Regions from separate parts of the Mus musculus genome. Here all the other regions are linked to region 1. A link is a loop called in an ENCODE intact Hi-C map of the cell type or tissue named here. Cell type or tissue: gastrocnemius. All regions are shown on one strand.

Region 1 (5,000 bases):
CCCCACTGTCCCATCCGAGGCAGTCGCAGATTATCTATTCATAGCGAGTGCTTTCACCTCTCTTCCCACATAGGTCCTTATCTTACAGAAGTAAACAAAGGTAAGCACGGTACCTGGTGTATCTGTGGTTCTATCCTGGATTTTCTCAGCAGACTTTATTCATTACAACAGAAGTAGAAGCCCTGATGTGGGGTGTCCTGTGGTGTGTCTGGGGTACAGATCACCTCCGGGCTGTTGACCTTCGGCAGATCCAGCCTCAGTCCCAGGCTCAGCTTGCCCTCCAGAAAGTGCAGAGGTGCCACGTGCTACCTCGTGAGGCCTCGTGGAGCCTCCAGACTGTTCTGCAGCAAGTCCCTCATCTCGCGTCTTGAGACCTTCTCGCCTTTGTGCTCCCTTTGAAATCAGTGCCCTGGGCTCTGTAAAAACATGACCTTTTGCAAGGAAGCACTTCATGGCTGTAACTCTAGTGTCTTGCTCAGTAGTCAGTTCCCGGCGGGTGATCAAGATAGGAGAGTGGGCTCTGGAAACACTTTGTGTATTTTAAATTTGTGCCATGTTTGAAAAATAAAACCATTAAGCCAATTGCCTTGCTTGCTTATGGGAGCAGGTTCCCCTGCCCTGCCTCCTGCAGCCCTGCTCTCCCGTTCACATGTGGAGGGGACACAGCATGCAGGCTTCGCACATGTGCTCGAGCGTGTTTTCAGAACCTCAGTGGGTTTGCAGTGGTTGAGCCCCGCTTTCATCTGGAAGCCCTTTGGGGCTGATTAGGTTGTTTTCCTTTCTTTCTTTCAAAACAAAACATTACTATGGTAATGTGTCATCCAATAGAATTTTTAGAGACTCAAAGACTTTTTTCTTTCAGTAGACAGGATAGAGACTTGTCCCTGCCGTGCTGAGGTGTTGCTCTGGACCCTCTGTGGAGGGTGAGTCTGACGTCTGCCTCCCTGCTCAGTGAGTGTTTCTGAGAAAGCAGATTGGTGTTGGGGTCCCAGTCTTTAACCACAGGAACAGAGAAAAACTCTCCAACCCTCACAGACAGCATCAGCACAAATTGTCCCAGGCATAAACAAGAGCTTTCACACACATGACATGTGGGATGTAAGTGGGTACTAATGAGCTCACTACAAGACCAGAGTCCTCTCAGAAGTTCTGGGGCTCAAACCTAAAAGTGTGTGTGATCACAGGAGAGCAGAGGTGTGCTCGGCCTTGTCTAAGGCCTGGATCTGCATGTTTGTATTGGATCACTGCAGTGGCACAGAGGAGACAGGACCAGGACGCATCACATCGCTTGGAAACGCAGGCTCAGATGAGGACAGTTTTGTCAGAAGGTTCATGCCGCCAAGAGGAGGGCAGTGTCCAGAACCTAGGCCTTCCAGCTGTAGCTCTGTGTTCCTCCCCATGAGCAGCTTCCTATTAGGGTAGTGCTGTGCAGAACATTAGCTCAGTTGACCTTTCCAGAACCCTCTGTAAGCCAGGCCATGCTCCCTCAGTATAAACACAGAGTTTGGCTCCCAGCACCTAAGGGTTCAGTGCTAACGTGGCTAATTAGCATCCCAGCCCCAGAGGCCCAGGCCAGCCTGCCAGCATGTGCATAAGAATGAGAATAGAGTGGCACTCTGCTCTGTGTCCCCAAGCAAGACCTTCAGTGACATTGACAGGCCATTACCAGAAGTAGCAGGCCCCCTCCAGGCAGAGAGCCAGTTAGTGACAGTGGTAAGTAGGCCTGCAGCACTAGAAAGTGGGGGGGGAGCAGGGGGCAGGCGTGCTGCCTGTGGCAGGGCCCACAGCTCACATCTCGCTCTGTTCTCATCACTCGGCTTCTGGTGTCTTTACATTTTGTTTCTCAGACTCTCCCAGACATCTCTGCTGCCCCCGCCCCTCGGCCAGCCTCTCCCAGGCATTGTTTGCTCGATTTTTAGAAGATGCTTTGTGCATTTGGTGGGTTTCTGTTGAAACTGACTACTTGATTTCCCTGTTTCTTCCCTTTCCCCTGCTTCTTTTCATTCTTAGTTGTTTCTTCAGAGACTCCCTATGGAGCCAACTCCTGTGGTGTGGTCCTGACTACACTTGCATTTTCAGTCAGCACAGCATTGGACACAGTGGACATCGCCACGTTAGCATGCCCACCGTCCACCATCACCCCAGGTTCAGTGCATACCCCGAGACCGCCTCAATGCACATCCCCAGGGCAGTGGAGCGCGCTGCTATGGGTGGCCCACACTTGGGGTGTGTTTGTGTGACTCCAGCACCGTCTGTATTTGGGTGTCAGTTTGTGAGAGCTCAGTTTCCCATTCAGCCTCCAAGCCATTACTACCTGCTTTGTGGCGGCTCCTCAGTAGATGTGTGATGGACCCAGGGCGAAAGGAGCTAAGTCTCTGTGTCTAGTGCATCTACCTGCCATCAAGTCGGCTCAGCGTGCACTGCAGACACCAGCCGGCCTGACTTAAGACACTGGCATATGGGGCTGTTAAGACTGCTCTTCCCAAGGTCCTGAGTTCAAATCCCAGCAACCACACGGTGGCTCACAGCCATCTGATGGGATCTGGTGGCCTCTTCTGTGTTCATGAAAACAAAGTGCTCGTACATAAAATACACAATAAGAAAAAATTAAAATTCTGTCCTATAACAAATGTTCTGCTTTCATCATTGACATTTCCCCTCTACTGAAGCAAGCCATGGGCGAAGGAGAAGTTTAGAGAAATGGAAGCTCGTGCTTGAGCCTTGCTGCTCCTGAGTCCCAGGGTGCAGATTCTGACGACACCCTGCGCCTCCGCCACCCTGCTCACTGTTGCTGGCCTTGGGATCCAAGCAGGCCGAGGCAAGGGCGACCCCTGGGGGTAGAGCGTGGAGTTACCACACTTGCTGTTAGAAGCAAAAAACAACAACCCCTTGAGTCGTTCATGAAGGTTCCTGCAACATCACGCTTTCGTCAGAGTGATCCCCCTGTTCCCGTGCGTTCTCTTCAGCTGCAGTTGTGATTATACTCAGCCAGGTTCCGCTGCCCTACTGGAAAGTAGAGCAGTGGCCCCTGCTCCCAGGGGAGCAGACCTGTGCCAGGGCGAGTTAGGCAAGACCCGTGCCAGCGCCCCTTCTCCTCTGGCCTCAGCTGCCTGTGCAGATGTCACCACATGGTGGGAGCTGGGCTGGAACATCAGGTGACCTCTAGGTTTGGGCCTCAGGAGGTTGGTTTATTTTCCTGTGATTTGCACGAGATGTTTTATTTGCTTCAAGTGGAATCCAGCTATGACAGTATGCAAATCACCCGGGAGGCTGAGGCAGGAGGATCCAAAAAATAATGATTGTCAGGCTGAGAGATGGCTGGGCCACAAAGGGCACTTGCTGTTCTTGGAGAGGATCCAGGTTTTTAGAGGGTAATTGTGTCAACCTTCACTCTTTGTGGATCGGACACTGTGCAGTGATGCTCTTCTGGGCCTTAGGCCCAGTCCACTTACCTGCGACAGTTCTTAGGGAGTAGTTTTGTATCTTGACTCTGAAAGCCTCCATCTTTGCCTGGCGTGGTGCATGGCTGAGGCTTGGGGTCTTGCCTCTGAATTTGAGGTGGGAGGGTTGTTTTTAATTTGATGCCAGACTGGGCCACATAGCAAGACGCTAAATAAAGCAAGAAACAAGGCAGAGAGCCCTCAGCTCCCAGTGTTCATCACTGAGTCTGCTTCCCTCCGCTCGGCCGCGTCCTTCCCTTCCCCTCCCTGTGACAGTGTCCAGTCTGGATGTGCTAACCCTTCTGCCTGTCACCGTCAGTCAGCTGGTGTGTCTGTGCCTGTACGCAGTAAATGCACTAACAATGTTGGCTGGGCGTTGCCCCTCTTGCTCTCTACCTCACCCCCTTCTGATTCACATCCTTGCTGAATAAGGAGCCCACCAGCTGGCCCACAAGCTCTGAGTCCCCCTGTGTCCACACCCCGCCTCAGCAAGTCCTGGAATCACAGGCATGCATGGCCACGGCTGGCTCCTTATTTGGTGCTAGCAATCCAAGCTCAAGATTTTCCCGTAGAGCAAGCGCTCACTCACTGAGCCAGCTCTAGACCCCCAAATGGATTTCTTTCTCTCTTTTCTTAAGTATATACCTCGTTAAGATATAATTGATGGGGCCAACAAGATGGCTCTGCAGGTAAAGGCACTTGACATGCAAGCCTGGTGATGTGAGTTCAATCCTTAGAAGCCATGCAAAGGTGGAAGAAAAGAAGCAACTGTACAACGTTGTCCTCTGACATCCACATGCGTGATACACACACACACAGAGGCATGATGCACACATGCACACACGCACACAGAGGCATGATGCACATACACACACAGAGGCATGATGCACACACACACACACACACACGCACACACACACAGAGGCATGATGCACACACACACACAGAGGCATGATGCACACACGCACACATACAAATACACAGAAGAAGGCCAAGCGTGGTGACGCACGCCTTTAATCCCAGCACTGGGGAGGCAGAGGCAGGCGGATTTCTGAGTTCGAGGACAGCTTGGTCTACAAAGTGAGTTCCAGGACTGCCAGAGCTATACAGAGAAACCCTGTCTCAAAAAAACAAACAAACAAAACCAAATACACAGAAGTACACAGCAGCAAGTAAGGTTGTTTTTTTTTTAAGATACAATTTATACAGAATATGCTCATTTAAAATGTACAATTCGGTGGTTTCTAATATGTTCATGAATGCATATACCCACCAACACAAGTTTTTGAATATTTTCACCATCTCATAAAGGAATGTGGGACGTGGTGACTCACATGATATTTAATACGTGATAGTTCAGAGCTGTCTAGTACCCACTAGACAGTGGTGAGGGAGAAGCACAAAATGACGGAATCCCTCAGAGAACACTGAGGTAAACCCTCTGCTGGCGCACGAGTGTGAACATGGGCTGTGTTTACATGTGGGATGTGGGAATATTTCTACCGCACTGTAGAAAGGAAATCTTACCATAGAGAAAGGAGAACACTACTCAGTCAGAGT
Region 2 (5,000 bases), 75 kb before region 1:
GCTAAAACTACATAGTGGAGTCCTTTCTCAAACAAAACAAAACAGAAAAGAGGTAAAGAAAAAGAGGGAGGGGGCTCTTCGCCCCAAAGTGCTGTATCAGAGCCAAGTTTCCTATGGTTCTTGAAATTGGATATCTAAGTAGGGCCCGAGGTTGAAATAGGCACACACATGTGGATCCTGGCACTGAGGCAACTGAGGCCAGGGAGGGGGGGGGGGTGATCCTAAATTCAAAGCTAGCCTGGTCTACATACTAAGACCCTGTCTCAACAAAACAGCTGTGCACACAAAATGTAGTGAAGACAGAGCTATCGGTGGGGCCAGCAATGTCTGCTCATATGAGGATTGCTAATAATACATGCAGAACTCCACACAGGCACATGCTCTGTGCTGTATGGCTGGGAGGACAGAGACAGGAGGATTATGAGTTTGAAACCAGCCTGGGCTACATAGGGAAATCCTATTTAAAAAAAAAAAAAAAAAAATATATATATATATATATATATATATATCACAGGACAGCCAGGATTATATAGAAAAACCCTGTCTCACCTCCCAAAAATACACACACACACACACACACACACACATGCACACATAGAAAAAAATCACAATGGGCTGGAGAGAGATGGCTTAGCAGTTAAGAGCACTGATTGCTCTTCCATAGGCCCCGAGTTCAAATTCCAGCAACTACATGGTGGCTCACAACCATCTGTAATGGGATCTGATGCCCTCTTCTGGTGTGTACTTATAATAAATAAATAAATAAATAAATAAACCTTAAAAAAAGAAAGAAAGAAAAGAAAAAAGAAAAAGAAAATCACTGGACAATGAACACATAGTACGCCCCTCTGAGCTGCGGTCTTATGTACAATGTGAAGTAGTTGGTCCAGGTTGGGACGCAAGTCATCCTTCAAGGACAAGCTATAATGGTCTGAGAACAATGGGCCACCCATTCACTGACCAGATCCTCTGCTTCCTGCCTCCTCGTTACCTTTAAGGACCAAGAGTCACAAACACAGGGTCACTAGAGAAGCAGCCTTGAGCAGGGATGTGCACACCTCCGTCCTGACAGACCCTATCCAAAGTACAGGATCTGCCACTCTCAAAGCCAGAACCAGGTCCTGGGCAGTTCTTCCCCGGAGGGATCCTGAACAGGAGAACAGGGCAGCCTGGGAGCGTAGGCTTGGCGCTGCTGCCGTCCAGAGGCAGAGGCACATCCTGTTCTGCGGTTGCCATGGTATATCCGAAAACATCTGCCACAACACAAGGCTGGGGTGGCGCCTGGCAGGAGAGCTCTGGCCGAAGAAGGGCCTGGGCGGGCTGGGCACCAGACTGAACAAAGTCAGCAGCTGGGCAGGGATTAGGAAAACGTCCCGAAAAAAAAAAAACGTCCCAGATCTCCCGCACACATGTGCACAGTTCACACACACACACACACACACACACACACACACACACACACATTTATCTGGGAAGCAAGGCTTGCTGCATATCTAACTCAAGCAGATTTCCTGAAGAGTTCTCAATTCTCTATTTTTGGTTTTGGGATTTTTTTTTTCCCTTTTGCTTTTTTTTTTTTTTTTTTTTTTTTCCTTTTCTGGATTTAGTTTGGTTTGCTGTTTGGAGAAAAGGTCTCCTGTAGCCAGGTTGGCCTAGAATTTGCTGCATAGCTGAGGATAACCTTGGACTCCTGATCTTCCTGCCTCCACTTACCCAGTGCTGGAGTTGCAGGCTGTATCGCAGTGTGTTTATTAGTTATTATTTTCTGTGTATGGCTATTTTGCCGGTGTGTATGTGTGTGTATACCAGAGGTCAGCCAGGCATCAGATCCCCTGGGACTGGAGTCACAGAAATTCATGAGCCTCTGTGTGGATGCTGGGAATCAAATTCAGGACCTCTGGAAGGTAGCCTGTATCTTAACAGCCGGGCCATCTCTCTGCCTACCTTTTTTGTTTTGTTTTTATATTGTTGTTATTTGGGACAAAGTCTCACCCCGTTGTAACCCAGGCTGGCTTCAAGTCTATAGTAATTACCCTGCCTCAGCCTTCCTAGTGTTGGCTTTATGGATGCTACCACACCCAGTGCTAATTCTCTGTTTTCTTCTTTGAAACCCAGAGAGGAGATCCTGAGTCAGGCCAGAGGCTTCCTGACTTCCTGCCTGGACCCGCTCCCGGCCACGCCCACAGAACTTCCCAAACCTATGTCTCTCCAAGATGCAACTCACTGCCCTGTTGTCTCAGGAGCTGCTGATGTTTCTCATGGATAGTCCATAAAATACAGTCTTGGTGACAGTCAGTTGTAGGTTATGGAGGAGGAGTGACCCTAAGCCGGGAGGACCCCGTGCCTGAGGAGCCAGGAAGACCCGTGCTGAGGAGTCAGGAGGACCCGTGCCTGAGGAGTGTTACACACCTGCAGACTAAACGGGAGTCCCTGACTTGGAAGGGGTCTGCACAGATCTGTCAAACTAGATGGCTGGCTGAGTTGATCCCATGTGATGAGGTCACAGGTATTAGTGATACGTTTTCTTTTCTTTTCTTTTTTAAAGATTTATTTACTTATTTATTACATGTAAGTACACTGTAGCTGTCATCCAGAAGAGGGCATCAGATCTCATTACAGATTCAGATCTCATTACAGATGGTTTTGAGCCACCATATGGTTGCTGGGATTTGAACTTAACCGCTGAGCCATCTCTCCAGTCCAGTGACACGTTTTCTAAGAGAGAAACTGAGGCACGGAGAGGTGATATAACACTCCCCCGCCCCGCCCCGCCCCGCCCCGCCCACACCCATGCTATGGCTACATGAATATGCAAAGTAGGGTTTTTGGGGTTTTTGGGTTTTTTTGAGACAGGGTTTCTCTGTACAGCTCTGGCTGTCCTGGAACTCACTTTGTAGACCAGGCTGGCCTCGAACTCAGAAATCTGCCTGCCTCTGCCTCCTGAGTGCTGGGATTAAAGGCGTGCGCCACCACGCCCGGCTTGCAAAGTAGATTTATTTTGGACAGGAAAGGAGGCAGATTGAACCCAGGGCCTCACACAGGCTAGGCAGCCTCCTTATTTTTCTAACAGTCTTAGAAAAATTGTCCGGGCTAGCCTTGAGACTGCAATTCGTCCAGTCTTAGCCAGTCCGTTATTAGGTTGGGGTCTAATGCCTTACCGGCCTGCGCCACTAACGCTACAGTCCATAATCCCCAGTCCCATCCCTTAGCTGCTTTTCTAGGTACCAGAAGTCCTCAATGGCTCCTTGAAGCCACAGGCAATCCTCACTCTAAAAAGCCAAGTCAATCCTCACTCTGAAAAGCCATAGGTGAGCTGGGGTGGTGGCTACCCTCTGCTCCCCAAGTCTGTGACCCATCTGTTGGGCTTTGTTTCTGGGCTCCAAGGCTGTCCACTTTGTTTACCCACTCAAGAAGCCTAGAGTCATCTGAAAGGAGGGAACCTCAATTGAGAAAATGTCTCTATAAGATCCAATTGCAGTTGTGTTCACTTCGGCAGCACATATATTAAAAAAAAAAATTGGAACGATACAGAGAAGATTAGCATGGCCCCTATGCAAGGATGACACTCAAATTCCTGAAGCGATCCATTAAAAAAAAAAAAAGTCCAACTGCTGTACATTTTCTTAATTAGTGATCGATGGGGAAGGGCCCTGCCTATTATGGATGGGGCCAGCCCGTTATGGGCGGGGCCATCCCTAGGCTGGTGGTCCTGGGTTCTCTAAGAAAGCAGGATGAGAAGCATGGGAACAAGCCAGTAAGCAGCACCCTCCATGGCCTCTGCATCAGCTCCTGCCTCCAGGTTCCTGCTCTGCTTGAGTTCCTGTCCTGACTTTTCTTCAGTGATGGACTATGATGAGGCAGCATAAGCCAAGTAAGCCCGTAAGCCCTCTCCTCCCCCATCTTGCATTGGTGGTGTTTATGACGTTGATAGTAACCCTGACTAGGACAGTGTGATGATCACCCTGTTCTCAAGCCCACTTTCTTTCTTTCTTTCTTTCTTTCTTTCTTTCTTTCTTTCTTTCTTTCTTTCTTTCTTTCTTTCTTACTTTTTTTTTGTTTTTTTGAGACAAGCCCACTTTCTATAGCTGCAGCTGTGATGGGGGCTTGGCTGGGATCTTTAGTTAAGGATGACGTTTCTTTAGTCACACTGGACAATGTGGGTCACCCCTTCAGGGGATGCTTAGAATACAAATGACTTACACAGGTAGACCAACTAGAGGCAGACAGAATCACAGAACTGCCTCCTCCAATAAGCCATGTCTGGAAGGACCTCCTCTAAACTCTGCCAAGATGGCCTTTCTGTGTGAGCACCCTGTGAGAATTCCCAGGACAGTGAACTCCCTGAAGGTAGCAGCTGGGGCAGGGTTATCATGGTCTACCCGTGCCAGATATAGTATGTGCTCAATAAATACTTGTTGAATTGAATTGAATACTTAAAGAAGATCACTCTAATAAATGAATGCAGGAGCTTATCTCTCTGTCTTTCTTGGTCATGAGAGGTTTCGGGGAGCAGGGCAGACCTGAGTTACAGTTTTGCTCTGCCACTTCCTGGATGCACATAACCTCTCTGAGTCTCTGTTCTCACTTTTGTAAAAACAGGCATGCAGGGCTGGAGAGACGATGGTTCAGTGGTTAAGAGCACTGACTGCTCTTCCAGAGGTCCTGAGTTCAATTCCCAGCAACCACGTGGTGGCTCACAACCATCTGTAATGGGATCTAATGCCCTCTTCTGGTGTGTCTAACAGCTACAATGTACTCACAAATAAAATAAATAAATAGATATAAATAAATAATAGACATGCAGTCTGAGGGAGAGTTGGATCTCAATGACCGGCACACGGTAGGTCTCAGCAACACTGCAAGCAGATGATTCAGGCCCTTAAGTCCATCTCTGGGGGTTTAAAGCTCTATTTCGGTACTGATGACCTCTCTGTGGCCTGGGCCAAATGGTGCTTTCTAGACTTTATGTCTCCGACTCCTTACTTAGGGTAGATAAGAGC
Region 3 (5,000 bases), 54 kb before region 1:
AGCATTGTAAGTTGTTTATCTTTCTGCTTAAGGAGCTTCCCAGAAGAATGAAATGTTTCAATCTTGGAGGAAACTGTTACACAACAGTAGTCAATACTTGGTAAGCTTTTTTTTTTTTTTTTTTTTTTTTTTGAGATAGGGTAGGGTGTGATAAAGACTTCCAATGTTGTCCTCTGGCCTCCTCATGTGCACAGGTATCTGTGCTCAACATGCATGCGTCGGGGTATTTGGGAGGGTTGGGGTGAGCTCACTGGTAGAGGCCCTGGGCTAGAGCCTCATGGTCACAAACAAACGAAACCTCAAACTCTTCTTTCCTCCAAATTACTTCCTGAAGCATTTGCATTTTTATATAGAGAGGAGAAAAAGTAGAGAAATGGGACTCAGCAGGTAAGAGCTCTTGTTGTGCAAGCTTTATGACCTGAGTTCAAATCCCCAGTACCTATCTTAAATGCTGGAGACAGCTGCAGTTCCCCCAGCCCTGCCCCTGCCCTGCCCACCCCCCAGCGCCTAGCTCTGTTGGAGGTGTAGAGAGGACTTCTGGGGCTTCTTGAAGGGTTCCAGCCCAGCTTCAGGTTCAGTGAGATACTCAGTCTCAATAGAATAGGGTGGAAATTGACAGAGCAGGGTGCCTGATGTCCTCATTTGATTTCAGCATGCATACACCCACTTCACACATAGTTGCATGTACACTACACACACACACACACCTCTATAAGACAAGAGAAACTGATTTGTCTAATATCTGTAACACAAGGACTTAAGTTCATTCTTAATTAAACGAGCCTGTCAGAATCCAAAGTCCATGGTTTTTCTCTTCCGTCCCCTGCCCCTGAGGCCGTCCGGGTAATCACTAACCAGCTAAGAGAGCAGGCTGTGCTGTCAGACAGATGAGGATTCTACCTGGTCCATGCAGGGTAATTTTTGGCAAGTCAATGCCTCCAAGTCTCCATGTCTTCATCTTTATTGCTGGATTTTGGGAAGTCTTTCTATGGCCACTGGGTTGCTGAAAGAATTTCTGACAATTCTGCAGCATCAGCTGGATGGCTTCTGTTTCCAAAGGCGTGGCTCGTGTTCTCTGTATTTCTCAGTTCTCTCTCAAGCAGTCTGTGCTCTCTGGACTCCCCGACACACTCAGCCCCCACTGTCTGTCCCCTTGTTTAATTAAGTATAATGATCATAACAAAAGCAACTGGTTTTTCTACATCACCATATGCCTGGTGACTGCAACAGGAGCATTACCGCCTCTACCTCATTTAAGTGGAGTGGCAAATCTTGCCGGGTACGAAGTACTGAGTCCCTCCAGTTAGCATAAGCTGCTTAGAGGCAAAACACAACCCACTCTCCATACAGTTGAGTCGCTGCCTTGACAGCAATAGGTGCCGTGTGTGTGTGTGTGTGTGTGTGTGTGTGTGTGTGTGTGTGTGTGTGAGAGAGAGAGAGAGAGAGAGAGAAGCCAGAAACTGAGCTCTGCCTGGGAGGGGCTGCTATTGTAGTCACAGATAAAGAAACCTAGCTCCCGCTGGAGAGGTGTTCTGCAATCAAGAGCACTTCCTGCTTTTTCAGAGGACTCCTGGTTCCCGGAACCACAGTAGTCCTCTGACAGCCTGCGGACACTCCAGATTCAGGCTAGCTCAGTCTGGTCTGACCTATGAGGGCACTGCATGCAGGTGGTGTAATTACATACACAGAGGCATACACGTAAAATAAACACACCAATCTTTAAAAATTGAGCTTTGCAGAGAGTAAAAACTTGCTGAGCAAGCTGCTTCATTCTGGTAGACCTAGATTTACACAACACATAATTTACACACACACACACACACACACACACACACACACACACTTTGCCTAATTTTATTTTATTTACTTATTTAGAGACAGAGTTTCTTTACATATCCCTGGATGTCCTGGAACTCAGTATGTAGACCAGGCTGGCCTGGAACTACTGACGGAGATCCACCTGCCTCAGCCTCCTCAGTGTTGGGACTAAAGGCGTGTGCCTTCTGTTTTGAGGTGGCAGTTTATCTTAATTCCTGCAACAAGAATTCAGGGGTTCTACCACTGAATGCCGACCACAGATTCCTGGACATCTCTGAGGCTAAAACAAAGTGAAAATTCATCCCTCTGCGAATTGTAAAGATGCCTTGCTTTGGGAAATAAATGGCCCAACCCCTCAGCTGGCCCAGATCTCTGGACGCAGTTTCCTTAGATCTTGGTATTTCAAAGCTTGATATTTCTGAAGGGGCTTTGGCTAATAGTGGGATAACCTTACACTCAAGATTAGGAAACTGAAATCCAAAGAGGTGAGTGAAATGGTCCCTGGGTCACTTCATTTGAGAGTAACAGGGCTAGGACACATATCCACGTGCTCATATGGAGGGACTTTAGCCAGGGAGTCTTCATTGCTTCTCCTTAGCTCTCTCTCATAGGTGTGGTCCAGCCCAAGGGTTGCCACCCTGCCCTGGAGAGTAGTGGGAGAGAGCGTGGGTGAGAGGGTTGAACCAGCCCTGATGGAGGTGGGGCTAAGAACTTGGGGCGGGGCTTACGGTTTAAGTACGCTCAGGGCTGTGGGCGGGGCTTGAGGTACAGCAAATAGGATGATCATAGGTTCCCCGGGTCTTCAGGAAATCCGAGCGGGGATTTGCGGCGCTCAACTGGGGGAAGCTAGGTTTTGGGGGCGGGGGGAAACCAAGCCCTGCTCACGGACTCGGTGGGCAGTTAGATGCGCTCAAACGACCATCCTCATAGAGAGGCTCTGCAGGGCCGTGGGTGGAGCTTAAGAACGCCCGCTCTGGTTCTAAAGACCTGGGTGGGGCTGGAAGGAGCCCGTGGGCGTGGCCACCCGGCCATTCAAGTGCCCCGGAAAGCGGGCGTGGGCTCCGAGTCTCCTTGCACCTCCCCGCGCCACCACAGGGGGCGCTCTAAGGAGAGCCGGGCATCTAACCGGGACCTTCCGGAAGTGGGCGTGGTGAAGCGTGGTTCGGCGGCGCTGGTTGGGCGCGGCCCCGGCGCGGGGGCGGGGCCCGCGCGCGCGAAGGCCTGGGCAGCGGCGGCCGCGCCCCTCCCCCGCGCGGCGCTCAGTGCCAGGCGGGAGGCGGCAGCGGTTGGAGGCTTCGCGGGGCTTTGCAGCAGGGACTTCGGCGGCGCCTCAGGCACCCGGGCTCTGGTAAGCAGCGCGCGCTCAGGACGGGGCAGCTCCGGAGCGAGCCCGGGGCGGGCGGGCCGGCCTCCGGGACCCCGCGTGTGAAGCTCTCGGCTGACAGGAGCCGGCGGCGCCGAGTGGTGCGGGGCGCACGCGCATGCCCCGGGCGCTGCGGCTGGGGAATGGCCGTCTGCGGGCAGCCGTGGGCCCGGCAGCCGTGAGGCGGTGTCTGAGCGCTGCGAAGAGCCTGCGGCCGAGCGCTCACGTGGGGCTGGGTCCGCGGGGGACCCCCGGTGTGCGGGGCGCGCCCGGGCGGGGCTCCGCCTGGCTCGCAGTGCATGGCCTCCTGGACCCTGAAGACCTGGGGCGGGGGCGGGCTGCAGTGGCGTGGCCTGGAGGAGGAACCCTGTCCCGGGTGCGGAACCTAGTGACCCGCGGGGCAGGTGGGGCTCAGCCGCGCCGAGATGGCTAGGATGACATCAGAGGTGGAGGGTGGGGACGCCCAGCCCAGCTCTGCCGCCGGTCCCCCGGCGGGCGTACGCACAGCAGCCCTATCTATCTCCAGTGATGTGAATGAGCTGGGGGGAAGTAGCCGGCTGCAGGGCTTTCGGAGAAGAAAGGGGCTTCCTCCCGGAGGGAGGTGCCGGCCCCGACGTCCTTTTTTGGGAGTGTTCAAAGGGTTTTTTTTTGCAGGCTGGAAAAGGAAATGCAGGCTTTCTCTCCGTCGTGGTTTAGAATCACATCCTATATTTGGCCTTCATGTAGGCTGCCCTTGTTTTGTGGTGTCAGAACGGCTTGCTCTACACATTTCGGTCGTGGGATTCAGAGTGAGAAGCAAATTGCAAGTTGTTCGTCTCTCCCGGAATTGCTTCCTGTAAGCATTTGAAAGAGAATTGACCGCAGAGCGTGCTTATTCGCAGGGCCACAATATGTTTAGTTTTGGAAATGGTTGGCACGAAATAATTGTACTCCCATCCCGTGGCCTTCCCTACCGGGATTATATTCTAAAACAGTACTTGCGAGGCTCTTAGTCACCCTATATAATAAAGCGTCTTATTGTCCTTGTCTGGCAGCACCCTGACACCAGGGCCTGCTAGTAGAGGGAAGAACATGATGAAGTACAAGTAGTTGCTTCCTGCCTCCTTCTCGGGTGTGAAGGCAAATGGTAGTTCATATTCCTGTCTGTCCGCAGCTTCAGAGCAGCTGAACACAGTGCTTGGTTCTGGACATGTTAGAGAACACTGACCTAGGGAGACTTGGGGAGTGTGTGTCACACGCAGTGATGTTTGGATAGCCAGCCTGACATTAAACATCGAATCTAGGCGGCGGTTACATATTGTACTGGCTGGTTTTCTGTCTAGCTTGACACAAGCCAGAGTCATCAGAGAGGAGGAAGCCTCAGTTGAGAAAAAGTGAGACTGAGGTTATAGAAAAGCCTGTGGGGCCTTTTCTTAATTGGTGATTCATGGTGGGAGGGCTGAGCCCATTGTGGGCGGGGCCACCCCTGGGCTTGCAGTCCTGCGTTCTATAAGAAAACAGGCTGACCAAGCCATGGGGAGCAAGACAGTAAGCAGCACCCCTCCATCAGCCTCTGCATCAGCCTCCTGCCTCCAAGTTCCCGCCCGCTAGAGTTCCTGTCCTGACTTCCTTTGATGATGAACTGTGATGTGGAAGTGTGAGCTGAATTAACCCTTTCCTCCCCAAGCTGTTTTGGTCCTGGTGTCTCATCACAGCAATAGTAACTAGAACTGAAACATATATAAACAGGAAAAAAAATGTGGTAGAGCAGAATTGCTTTATATCATAGCTCTACAAGTGCTCTGTCTTTTGGTAGTTGACAGTCACACACACAGACACA
Region 4 (5,000 bases), 99 kb before region 1:
ATACACTCAACCGAATCTAGAAGCCAGGCATTGGGGCACACACACCTTTAATCCTAGGACCAGGACAGAAGTTCTCTGACTTCAAGGACATTGTTATCTACATATTGAGTTCCAGGCTAGCCAGGGCTACCATTGTGAGACCCTGCCTTATAAAACAAAAATCTTAAAAATATATAGTTTTTGGTTTATATTTATTTATTTATATACTTAACTGGGGCTGGGAATGTGGCAACATGAGAAATGCCCATTTATTTGTTGTTTGTTAGTGTGGGGTATTTTTGAGTCGGGGTCTTCCTCTATAGTTCATACTGACCTGGAACTCACCTTGTGGCCCCCCAGGCTGACCTCAAACTCAAATTCCTACCTCAGCCTTAAATCTTCCAGGTCTTTCACTGGTTAGTACTTTTTTAAAAATCACGCTGTGGTGCCTTCTCCTACAGGGGAGCGACTTTACCTTCTCACTGCAGTATATTTGGTGCTTAATTGTAAACCTGTGTTTTAAACTCGATAGAAAAAAAAAAAAAAAAACCTTAGGAAAAAACAGATTTCTTTGTTGAGGACAACGGACTTCCTCCTGCTGGGTTAAGTTGGAGGTGGAGTGACTGAACTCCGGAAACCCACACAGATGTGCTACCCGTGTCTAAACGCATCACCCTGGGCCAAAGAAAATGAGGACAAACTCACACTCTTTTGTAAACCAGTCACACAGTTCCCCCTGTGGCTTCATGCCTGTGCTGAAGTGGGCTCCTGTTGGAGCAGATCACTTCTGATAGGCTCCACCCCACATCACTCCTGTCTGTCCCGCCCACAGATCCGAAATGAGCTGGAGAAGCAAATGAACTGCAACCTGAAGGAGTTCAAGGAATTCATCGATAACGAGATGCTGCTCATCCTGGGCCAGATGGACAAGCCCTCCCTCATCTTTGACCATCTTTATCTTGTAAGAAGCCTAGCTCTAGTGGGACCGGGTTTGGGGGCCTAATTTTGGGACTTGGATTGGGGACCATGCTCAGAGACACGTACAACCCAGATGAGGCTGTGCCTTAGCACCTACCAGAAACAAAGGTAGCTTACTTGTTCCTCTCTGAGCCCACTGAAGGATGCACTCTTCCCCTCCCCCCACGTCTCCTGTGCTTGGTGTCTCCAGACCGTAAATATCCGTAGAAGGCAACTGGCCAATCTTCAGAGGCAAGCAGGTTGCTAAAATTAGCTAGGAGATCATGAAGTTGAATGGAAAGACCCAGCCAAAGCAGGGCAGTGGTGGCGAATGCCTTTAATCCCCATACTTGGAAGGCAGAGGCAGGTGGATCTCTGAGTTCAAGGCCAGTGAGTTCCAGGCCAGCCAGGGCTACACAGAGAAACCCTGTCTGGAAAAAACAAAAAGGAAGAAAGGGAAAAAAAAAACAAAAACAAAAACAAAACATCAAGGCCAACTTCCTGCCCTGTGCCCTCCCACTCTACTGAGTCAACTTGTCTCTTCCTTCATAGAGCGGTTAGGATGACTAAGTGAAGTGCATTCTGGAGCCTGCAAGCGCAGGTTCTGTAGGCCTGGTTGTGGGCCATAACTGGCTAGAAGAGAAAGTGTCTCCTTACGGGAATTGAAGGACGATGGCGTTAGCCACTGAGGGGAAACTTCAGTCTTCATAAATAGATGTTTGTGTATACATACATACATACATACATACATATGTATACATACACACACACGTGTGTGTGTGTGCTTTAAGTAGGTTTTGAGACAAGCTCACTCTGTAGCTCAGGCTAGCCTAGAGTTTGTGATCCTCTGCCTCTGCCTCCTGAGCATTGAATGTATAGATTTTTATGTTCTTGTTTTTATGTGACTCTCCCTGCATGTACAGGTCTCAGGCTATATCCACTGAGATGTGAGAGTCTGGGTTTGAATAACTTGAAAAGGCAGAGAGGGTATGTGTGTGCTGGCTGGCCTCCCTGAGAACAGTGAAAAGCCGCCTCCTCCACTCTGTCCACTAGGTGGCGGTCACAGCCAAAGGACTCACAGCCTTTGTGGCGCTTGTGAAGTCTTTCCATGAGTGATAGTAAAGGAATTTTATGCACGAGGCTGCCCCTGAGATGTGAAAATCCAGCTCACGTTGCTTGATGATCAAACCCTGAGCCCCAGATGACCTGGGAAGCTCGGGAGAGGAAGTTGGCAGGCAAGGAGACGGAGATATGGAGACAGGGATGGCCTTGCCAGGACTGAGGTGGCTGCATTTTCAAGAGCATCCCTGGTTGCTGTTTGTGTTTCTATTCGGTGCTCCTTGACTAGAAATAGAGACGTTTTTAATGATACAGTGTATCCATGTATCCAGTCAGACAGCTACAGACTTAGAAACAAATCATTTTAAAGGAGAAAAAAAATATTTCCAGCTCCCACAGGGAGGTTGTCACCCACAGCATTTTGCTGTTAGTTTGTTGTTCAGTTTTTTTTTTCTTCTTTTATTATTATACATAAGTACACTGTAGCTGTCTTCAGATGCACCAGAAGAGGGCACCAGATGGTTGTAAGCCGCTATGTGGTTGTTGGGATTTGAACTCAGGACCTTCGGAAGAGCAGTCAGTGCTCTTACCCACTGAGCCATCTCTCCAGCCCCTGTTGTTCAGTTTCTTATAGGGCTAGAATTGGAACGTGGGCCCCACACTGGCTTTCTCTGATGCCTGTGTAGAAAGAGGAGGCTGCGCCTGTGCTGTTCCAAGTAGACTTTGTCTCTCTGGTTTGTTTGTTTGTTTGTTTGTCTTGGTTTTTTCTTTGAGTGTCGCCTACTTGCACCACCGTGATGATTATTTTACTCATGGCAATCTTCTTGCCTCTGCCTCCTGTGTAGTGGGATGGTTTATTTTGAAGTGCCCATCATTGGGATCTGTGGTCATTTGTGTTACTAGTTCCTGGGAGCACTGTTTGAAATTCATAATTACCGCGTCAGAGGGTGGGAACTTTTTATTTTTATTTTTATTTATTTATTTTTTGAGACAGGGTTTCTCTGGGAACTTTTAAAGTATCAAATACCTACCAGGAAAGGGACCCAGGGTTCCTTCTGTATCTAATGGTGAGGACGACACAGTGGGCTATGCCCATGGCAGAATAAGAAGACTGGGGGACATGACGCAAACGTCTCTGAAGTTGGGGGATCAACAAGGCTCTGTTTCCTCTCTGTCACCCTCAGTGATGCCCAAGGGCCTCAGGAACCTGCTTAGACTCCTTCCTCTCCCTCTCCTGGTTCTTTTCCATCCTTCCTTCTGCTCTGAGGCTGAGGCCCCACTGTCACGTCCCCCATCTGTGCCGAAAGCAGCTCTGAGACTGGAGTGTGAACACTCACAGAGCTTTGTATGATCTGTCCCCCAGGGCTCCGAGTGGAATGCATCCAATCTGGAGGAGCTGCAGGGCTCAGGGTAAGTCTGCTCCCGTCTTCCCCATCTCTCCAGGCAGCGTAGGTAGCCACTGCCTTGGCCTGCCCGCCTCATGGCCTCTGTCCGGTCTCTGCAGTGGCTGGAGGGGCTCATGTGCTTCAGAGTACTACACACAGTAACCCATGATTTGTAGATCCTTCCTGGAGTCTTAGGTGATTGTGGGGGTCTTGGAGCAGCTGAGTCACACCGGGGAATGTAGGACAGCCTGGCCCTAGGCAGGCTCTGAGCTCCTTCCCACAGCCCCACTCCCCAGAAGAATTGCCGAAAACCATTGTTGGAGAGTTACTGTAACAAACCATTGCATGGACACACACACACACACACACCCCTGTTGGCCTTGTATCGAGTCAGCAACTCTGAGAACTGAGCCACCCCTGGTAATCCTTTGGTTCTTGGTGGGAATCTTCTCGTGACCGAACAGTCATCGCTGGGCAGGAACTTGCCTGTCTCTGAGAAGTGCTCAGTAGCAGGAGTGAACCTTTGAGCTAAGCCCTTCAAGGAAGCTGTCACAAAACCACCGTTCTGTGGTCTGATAAGCTGGCCTTCTTGAACCAACTGCAGTTGAAAACTGAGACTAAACAGAGCTTAAAAGTATATCCTTAGAACTTCCGGTCAGAGGTATCCACCACCACCCCCCACCCCCCCAGCAGAGTGCCTGGCCAGCGTGCGGTCAGACCTCACGCTTTCGTCTTACTGGGAATAAATGCATGATTCAGGGAACTCTCTTGAGATGTTGTTACTTAGGGTGAAAGCTATTTGAGACCCTTTCCAGTTACCAAAATTGTTTTGGTTTTCAGGAAATGAGTGTACTGGTTAAGGGTGGAGGCTGTGGAGTCTGGGTTAGCAGATGCTCTCAAATAGGACAAGAGTTACAGAAGGCACAGTCTGCCTTTTAACTCTTTTAAGAGCAGAGGTTTGGTTTTTAAGACAGTATCTTGCTCTATAACCCAAGCTGGTCTTGAATGTATTAATAAGTAAGGGGGTTTTGATATGACATGGGTTATTTTCGAGTAAGACATTCTTGTCCTATGAATAAAACTCCTGCAAAAATGACCACTAAGCAAAAATAAAAAAACAAACAAACCTCTCTCCCAAAGCCATGCCTTGTGGTCTGCACATCCTTTGACTTTCTGTCCGCAGGTTTTTGTTACTTTGTTTTCCCTGTTCCTCATTCTGGCTGGCTCTCTGGGCCCTTTGCTTCTTTTTCAGAGTTGACTACATTTTAAATGTCACTAGAGAAATAGACAATTTTTTCCCCGGCTTGTTTGCGTACCATAACATCCGCGTGTACGATGAGGAGACCACAGACCTTCTTGCCCACTGGAATGAAGCTTATCATTTCATAAACAAAGCGAAGTAAGTGTGTGGGAAGGCGGCCTTGGGAGGGACGGCAGCGGCAGGAATGAGTGGCGGGCCAGATAAGGAAGCTAACCTCGCAGTGGAAGTGGGCAGACAGGATCTTAGGGGAGGTAGGACTGTCTGGTGGACCTTTGTTTTAGCTACAGAACACCAGGCACTAAAGTGGGCAAGTAGCAATCAGCCCTCTCCATAGGGCGCCCTCACGTTCTCTTCCACCT
Region 5 (5,000 bases), 190 kb before region 1:
TGAGCCCTAGTAGGATCGTAAGGCAAACGGAAATACCCCCGTACCTGTTTGCCTCTCCTTTGGCTTTCCAAATCTGCGGACCACTCATAGCTTAGCATTATGTCATCTACATGTCTGAACCTTTTCCAGAGTTTAGGCAGGACAAGGCAACGTGACCAGGAAAATCCCTGAAACCCTGTCCCATCACAAAGATGACCTGAATGTCTGCTGTCATCTGTTCTCAGCAGGTGTCAGGAGAGCCCAGAAGCTCAGAACTGAGACGGTACTAAAGTCAAACTTAGGTGAGGTTTAATACAGTGCACATGTGCCATCTGTTTGTATCCATTTGTATCAATTGCTTCCTCCAGAGGTGGAGGCTGGGTACACAGAGGCACTACTTAATTAGCTCACCTTAACCCTTGGTCAGTCTCTCTGAGATACTATGTTTCCATATCCCCGAAGCCTCCCTACTCTTCTCTATGTCTGACCTATTCAGTGAGCCTGACTTAATTTGCTCAGACCTGCTCAGGGTCACCGGGGCCAAGGCTCTGCTCTCTGCAGCTGCACCTGCTGGCTCACTGGGTCATGGAAGCCCTGGATTGGCACTGTGGATGTGGCTGTAGCTGTTGAGTCTCCATCCACCATACCCAGTTGCCCAGAGAGTTCCTGGCTGAGCAAACCATCTCCACCACTAGTGTAACCTTTTGATGGAGGTAAATAGACCCTCCTTAGTCTAGGGAGAGACTCCCCACCCTAGGACAGCTTGATCATCTTCACCTGTATTGCTCAAATCGGACATCTTCTGTGACCACTCCTCAGGCTGCAGAGTCTTCCAGAAGTCTTAGCACACGATTTCATTTTCTATTAGTTCTCTCCTTACGAGCTCCAACTCCACACAAACCTCATCACATTTGTCTTTGAGCAACCCAGACAGACTTCTTTCTCTGATTTACCCTTTAAACGACATCTCCACTAGGTGGTTCTCTCACCGCATGGACAGTCTTTACATGCAAAATCACGGAGATCTGCCGAAGCCTTTACAAAGATCTCGCCCCACCATAGGGCTCAGCAAAGCCACCAATGTGCCTTAAACAATGAAGTGGCTTGTGCCCCTCCCCCATCCCTCAGCTTGCTAATGGCCACCGTGAGATTTAAAACATCCACACTTACTTTCTCACGTATGTAACTAGGTAGCTGTTTTATCTGTGAGGAGGGGGGAAAAACCCCGCAGGCAAATTACAGGAGAAATACGAAGCCCCAAGAGGGCCTTGGCTCCTTGGCACTTCTGATGTCATTTACATAAACCTAATTATGTCATAATTAGACAGCACTCTTATCTAGTTAGAAAGATGGCTCCCTTAAGTGCTTTATTGAGAGACATTTAGGGGACAATATTTTTAGGTAGTTAGGTAATATTAAGAGTTTCCATTCATTTAGAGTAACTTTACCCAGCCAGAGAGTCAGAACAACAGCGTCTTGGGGTGTTATTTTAAAAATAAGTCAACAGCCAGAATGTAACGGTAACAGCTGTTTTGAGAACACAACGCCACAGGCGGGACAGGTTATAAAGAAAGGAGGTTTATCTCAGCTTATAGTCCAGGCTCAAGGCTGGTGGATGCATCTGTAGTGGCTCCCTTAGTAACAGCTAGGATGCATCTGTAGTGGCTCCCTTAGTAACAGCTGCGGAGCTGGCTCAGACATAACCTGGCAAGCCAACCAGGATGAAAGGAGAGTGTGATGTCTTTCTCCCATAACCCCAGCATTGAGGGGGCGGAGCCAAGGATAATCCCTACGGCTGTGAGGCCAGCCTGGGATACACAGTGAGTTCCAGGTTAGTGAGACTCTCCCCACCTTTCCCCCCAGATTCAATCTTGGGACTGACCCTAACGCTATTGTCTAACCCTGGTCAACCCTCAGTCCCAACCCTGAGTCCCCACCCCCTAGACACTAAAACTGGATCAAGTCTCCTGCTTGAGAATGAAGAGCCACCATATAAAATCCCTGCGCATGTGCATCAGGCACCCAAACCACAACAATGGGAAGGCAAATCAAATCACTTGTAAGGGGCTCCCTTCCCCCAAATACACATTGATGCTCTCGATAAAAGAGCTACCGTATTCATTGCCGACAATGACGGTACCGGGAAGCATGTCCACGGGACAGCTATGCTATGCGTCTTCAGACGATGTGTATCCCAGCCCTGCCCCTATTTGGCTGATTAGAAAACCCTGCTCCTGGGAGGCTTGATCAAAGTCAGGTGCTCATTAAGTGAAGGGGAGAGGTAGTGGTTGCTGGTCATGAACCACCCAGCACTCAGGGTTTAAGACAGTGATTTACTTAACTCAGCCTGCATTTGGGCAGTTAGGCGGTACTACTGTGTCAGGGGCTTGCTCGAGTTTTCAGTCAGCAGATGCGTTCGATGATTCGATGAACTTAAAGGCTCCATCTGGCTTCACCCAGGCACAGCCACCTGGGATCCAAGACAGGAAGACAAAGCCACAAAGTCTCATGTAGCCTAACCTTGCAGGCCAGTTGCCAATCAATTCAGATCAAACTTGACTGATGCTGGACAGTGGGATGGAGAAGTCACTGTGAGATGCGTAGTCTCACTTTACGTCGGTGGAGAAGCATATTGGGTTTGGTTTGTGGTTGAAGGGATGGTTCAGAGGTCAAGAGAGCTTACTGCTCTTGAAGAGGAACCAAGTTTAATTCTCAGCCCCTCTGCAGAATAGCGAATAATGGATGTGGCTCTACCTCCCTCTTCTAGTCAGTATGGGAATTGCACACACATAAAATTAAAAACAATTATTTAAAAATAATTCCAAAATAAATTGATTTGGTAGCTTAGAATATAGCCCAGTGGGAGAACACGTGCCTAGTTTGAACATAGCTCTGAGCTCAATCTCTAGTATCAAAGGGAAAAGATGGACTAAAAAAAGATTTATATTTATACGTGTTTTGCCTGAAGGTGTGTGTGCACACGCACCTGTGTGTGTGCAGTACTTGCAGAGGTCAGAAGGGGACAGCTGATCCCCTAAAACTGGAGTTGCAGGCAGTTGTTTTGAGCTGCCATATGGGTGCTGCGATCTCCAGCCCCAAGATTTGGATTCTAATTTGTAACTCTATCGTTACAAGTGACATCTTAGTTATAAAATGAAAAAAAAAAAAAAAAGAACAAAAATCTCATTAAAGCTCCAAGTATCTTCATGAGAATAAGCAGATTACAGGAGACAGTAAAGAGCAATAGCTTTTGTGTGCAGTAGGGAGCGCTGTGTGCAGCCACAGAGCACCATTCAGGTGAAGAGACAGCTGGAGAAAAACTGGCAGGTCCAGGGCACCTTCCTGGTGACTTCCTACATAACCATGTTTACGAAGGTCAGAGGACCATTTGTAGGAGTCAGGTCTCTCCTTCTGCCATGTGGAGTCCTAGGGATGAACAGGGACCAAACTCAGCTCACTGAGCTTAGCAGAATGGACCTTTATCTGCTGTACCATCTCGCCAGCCCCAGAAAAGCTCACTCTTAGAATAAGGATGTGATTACAAAATGGAAAAGGAAGGACAAATTAAAAATTACATTTGTCACCAATGCCATGGTGGTCTGTTCAGGTAGAAATAGCCAGAGGCTACAGCAGGTGGGTAGAGGTTCTGTGGAGGACAAGATCTTGGCAAATCTGAATATGTCCTGGCAAACTACCAGACACCAACTCCATCCATCAGTGAATAACAACTTGACAGCAAGGGAGCAGGGTAGCTTTGCACACCCCAGATGCAACTGTCGGGAGCAATTCCATGTAATCCCCCCATGGCTGTCCCCAGGGATGCACAGACAGACATCCGGAACCCAGAATGGAGGGACAAAAGGCCATACACAACATAGCCTTATCAACTTGCTAACACAGCTGCCCGTAAACCCACAGCCAGACTTTCTCCAGACTCTGTGGTTTCTGCAGACCTCGACGAAAGCATGCCAGAACTCGAGGGTCATCTGGGGGGAGTTGGTTTAAAACACAGGGGCCACCAGGCAGTGGTGGTGCACGCCTTTAATCCCAGCACTTGGGAGGCATAGACAGGCGGATTTCTGAGTTCGAGGCCAGCCTGGTCTACAGAGTGAGTTCTAGGACAGCCAGAGTTACACAGAGAAACCCTGTCTCAAAAAACAAAACAACAAAAAAATAAATAAATAAAAATGCAGGAGCCATTTGTGAAAATCTGCTTCCCAGGGACAAGGGAGTCACACACTGGCAGACTATGATAGTGCATGCTGGGAGACAGGACGGGAAGATAGTGAGTTTGAAGTCAGCCATGAGCTACACAGTAAGAACCCGTTGGTTGAATTTCTGACTTCAGCCACGATACCAGGAAATTCCAACGTAGGAATCCACGGATCACTTTTGGAGGGAGGGAACTCAGAATCTGTCATCTTCCCACTCTTTAACCCCTGTCTCTTCACTTACCTAGGGTGACGCTGTACGCCGAGTTCCTTCCCATGAAGGCCAGAGCCAAGTGCATTTTGCTGATTGAGGTAAGGAGGGGGTGACAGGTCTCCCAGGAATTCTTACTGACTGTGAAGCAGCTTTCAAATGTATGTAGCCACAGGCTCACAAAGACTCAATTGAAAATTATGCACATGTATATATAGTATAAATGCTTTGTCCTCCTTCCCTCTTTCTTCCTCCCTTTCTTTTCTTCTTCTAATTACTTATTTAATGTATGTGGGTACACTGTTGCTATCTCCAGATGCACCAGAAGAGGACACTGTTTTCCATTGGTTGTGAACCACCCTATGGTTACTGGGAATTGAACTTAGGACTTCTACAAGAGCAGCTAGTGCTTTTAACTACTGAGCCATCTCTCCCACCTTCTCCCTGTCTTTCTTCAATTGGAGGTTGATCTAGGACAGTGGTTCCCAACCTTCCTAACTGTATCCTCTCGTACAGTTCCTCATGCTATGGTGACTACCAACCATAAATTATTTCATTGCTACTTCATAACTGTAATTTTGCCACTGCTATGAATAGAA

Evidence for each region. Peaks named below come from ENCODE experiments on the same cell type or tissue, not always from the same donor. Only the 100,000 strongest peaks of a DNase experiment are listed, where the experiment ranks them.
Region 2: it touches region 1 in a loop (6-fold over the local background); 28 of 42 quality-filtered maps call a loop at or near these places.
Region 3: a loop joins it to region 1, with 4 times the contacts of the local background. A loop is called at or near these places in 15 of 42 quality-filtered maps.
Region 4: it touches region 1 in a loop (10-fold over the local background); 28 of 42 quality-filtered maps call a loop at or near these places.
Region 5: it touches region 1 in a loop (4-fold over the local background); 17 of 42 quality-filtered maps call a loop at or near these places.

Annotation. Positions count from the first base shown.
Region 1 is chr5:113,852,504-113,857,503 of GRCm38, reverse strand. The region is part of intron 3 of Coro1c (coronin, actin binding protein 1C); the gene reads left to right. Among named protein-coding and RNA genes, the nearest start is that of Gm52824, 13 kb to the right of the region's middle. In gastrocnemius, a CTCF peak has its summit at 2,829; DNase peaks (open chromatin) are centred at 1,653 and 2,829; H3K27ac peaks cover 3,816 bases.
Region 2 is chr5:113,927,318-113,932,317 of GRCm38, reverse strand. It overlaps the pseudogene Gm22056. Among named protein-coding and RNA genes, the nearest start is that of Coro1c, 21 kb to the right of the region's middle. In gastrocnemius, a CTCF peak has its summit at 2,593 (motif pointing right); no DNase peak of the experiment used is centred here; H3K4me3 peaks cover 1,121 bases; H3K27ac peaks cover 1,875 bases.
Region 3 is chr5:113,906,777-113,911,776 of GRCm38, reverse strand. It overlaps Coro1c (coronin, actin binding protein 1C), which reads left to right and starts at 3,071. Exons shown (of 11, transcript NM_011779.3): 1 at 3,071-3,166. In gastrocnemius, a CTCF peak has its summit at 2,895; DNase peaks (open chromatin) are centred at 2,588, 2,934, 3,568 and 4,646; H3K4me3 peaks cover 2,727 bases; H3K27ac peaks cover 2,651 bases.
Region 4 is chr5:113,951,658-113,956,657 of GRCm38, reverse strand. It overlaps Ssh1 (slingshot protein phosphatase 1), which reads left to right. Exons shown (of 15, transcript NM_198109.5): 10 at 812-940; 11 at 3,359-3,405; 12 at 4,633-4,779. Among named protein-coding and RNA genes, the nearest start is that of Gm52826, 21 kb to the left of the region's middle. In gastrocnemius, a CTCF peak has its summit at 1,989 (motif pointing right); a DNase peak (open chromatin) is centred at 1,991; H3K27ac peaks cover 1,542 bases.
Region 5 is chr5:114,045,070-114,050,069 of GRCm38, reverse strand. It overlaps Svop (SV2 related protein), which reads left to right. Exons shown (of 16, transcript NM_026805.1): 7 at 4,439-4,502. Among named protein-coding and RNA genes, the nearest start is that of Gm16108, 18 kb to the left of the region's middle. In gastrocnemius, CTCF peaks have their summits at 2,742, 3,234 and 4,729 (motif pointing right); DNase peaks (open chromatin) are centred at 3,333 and 3,738.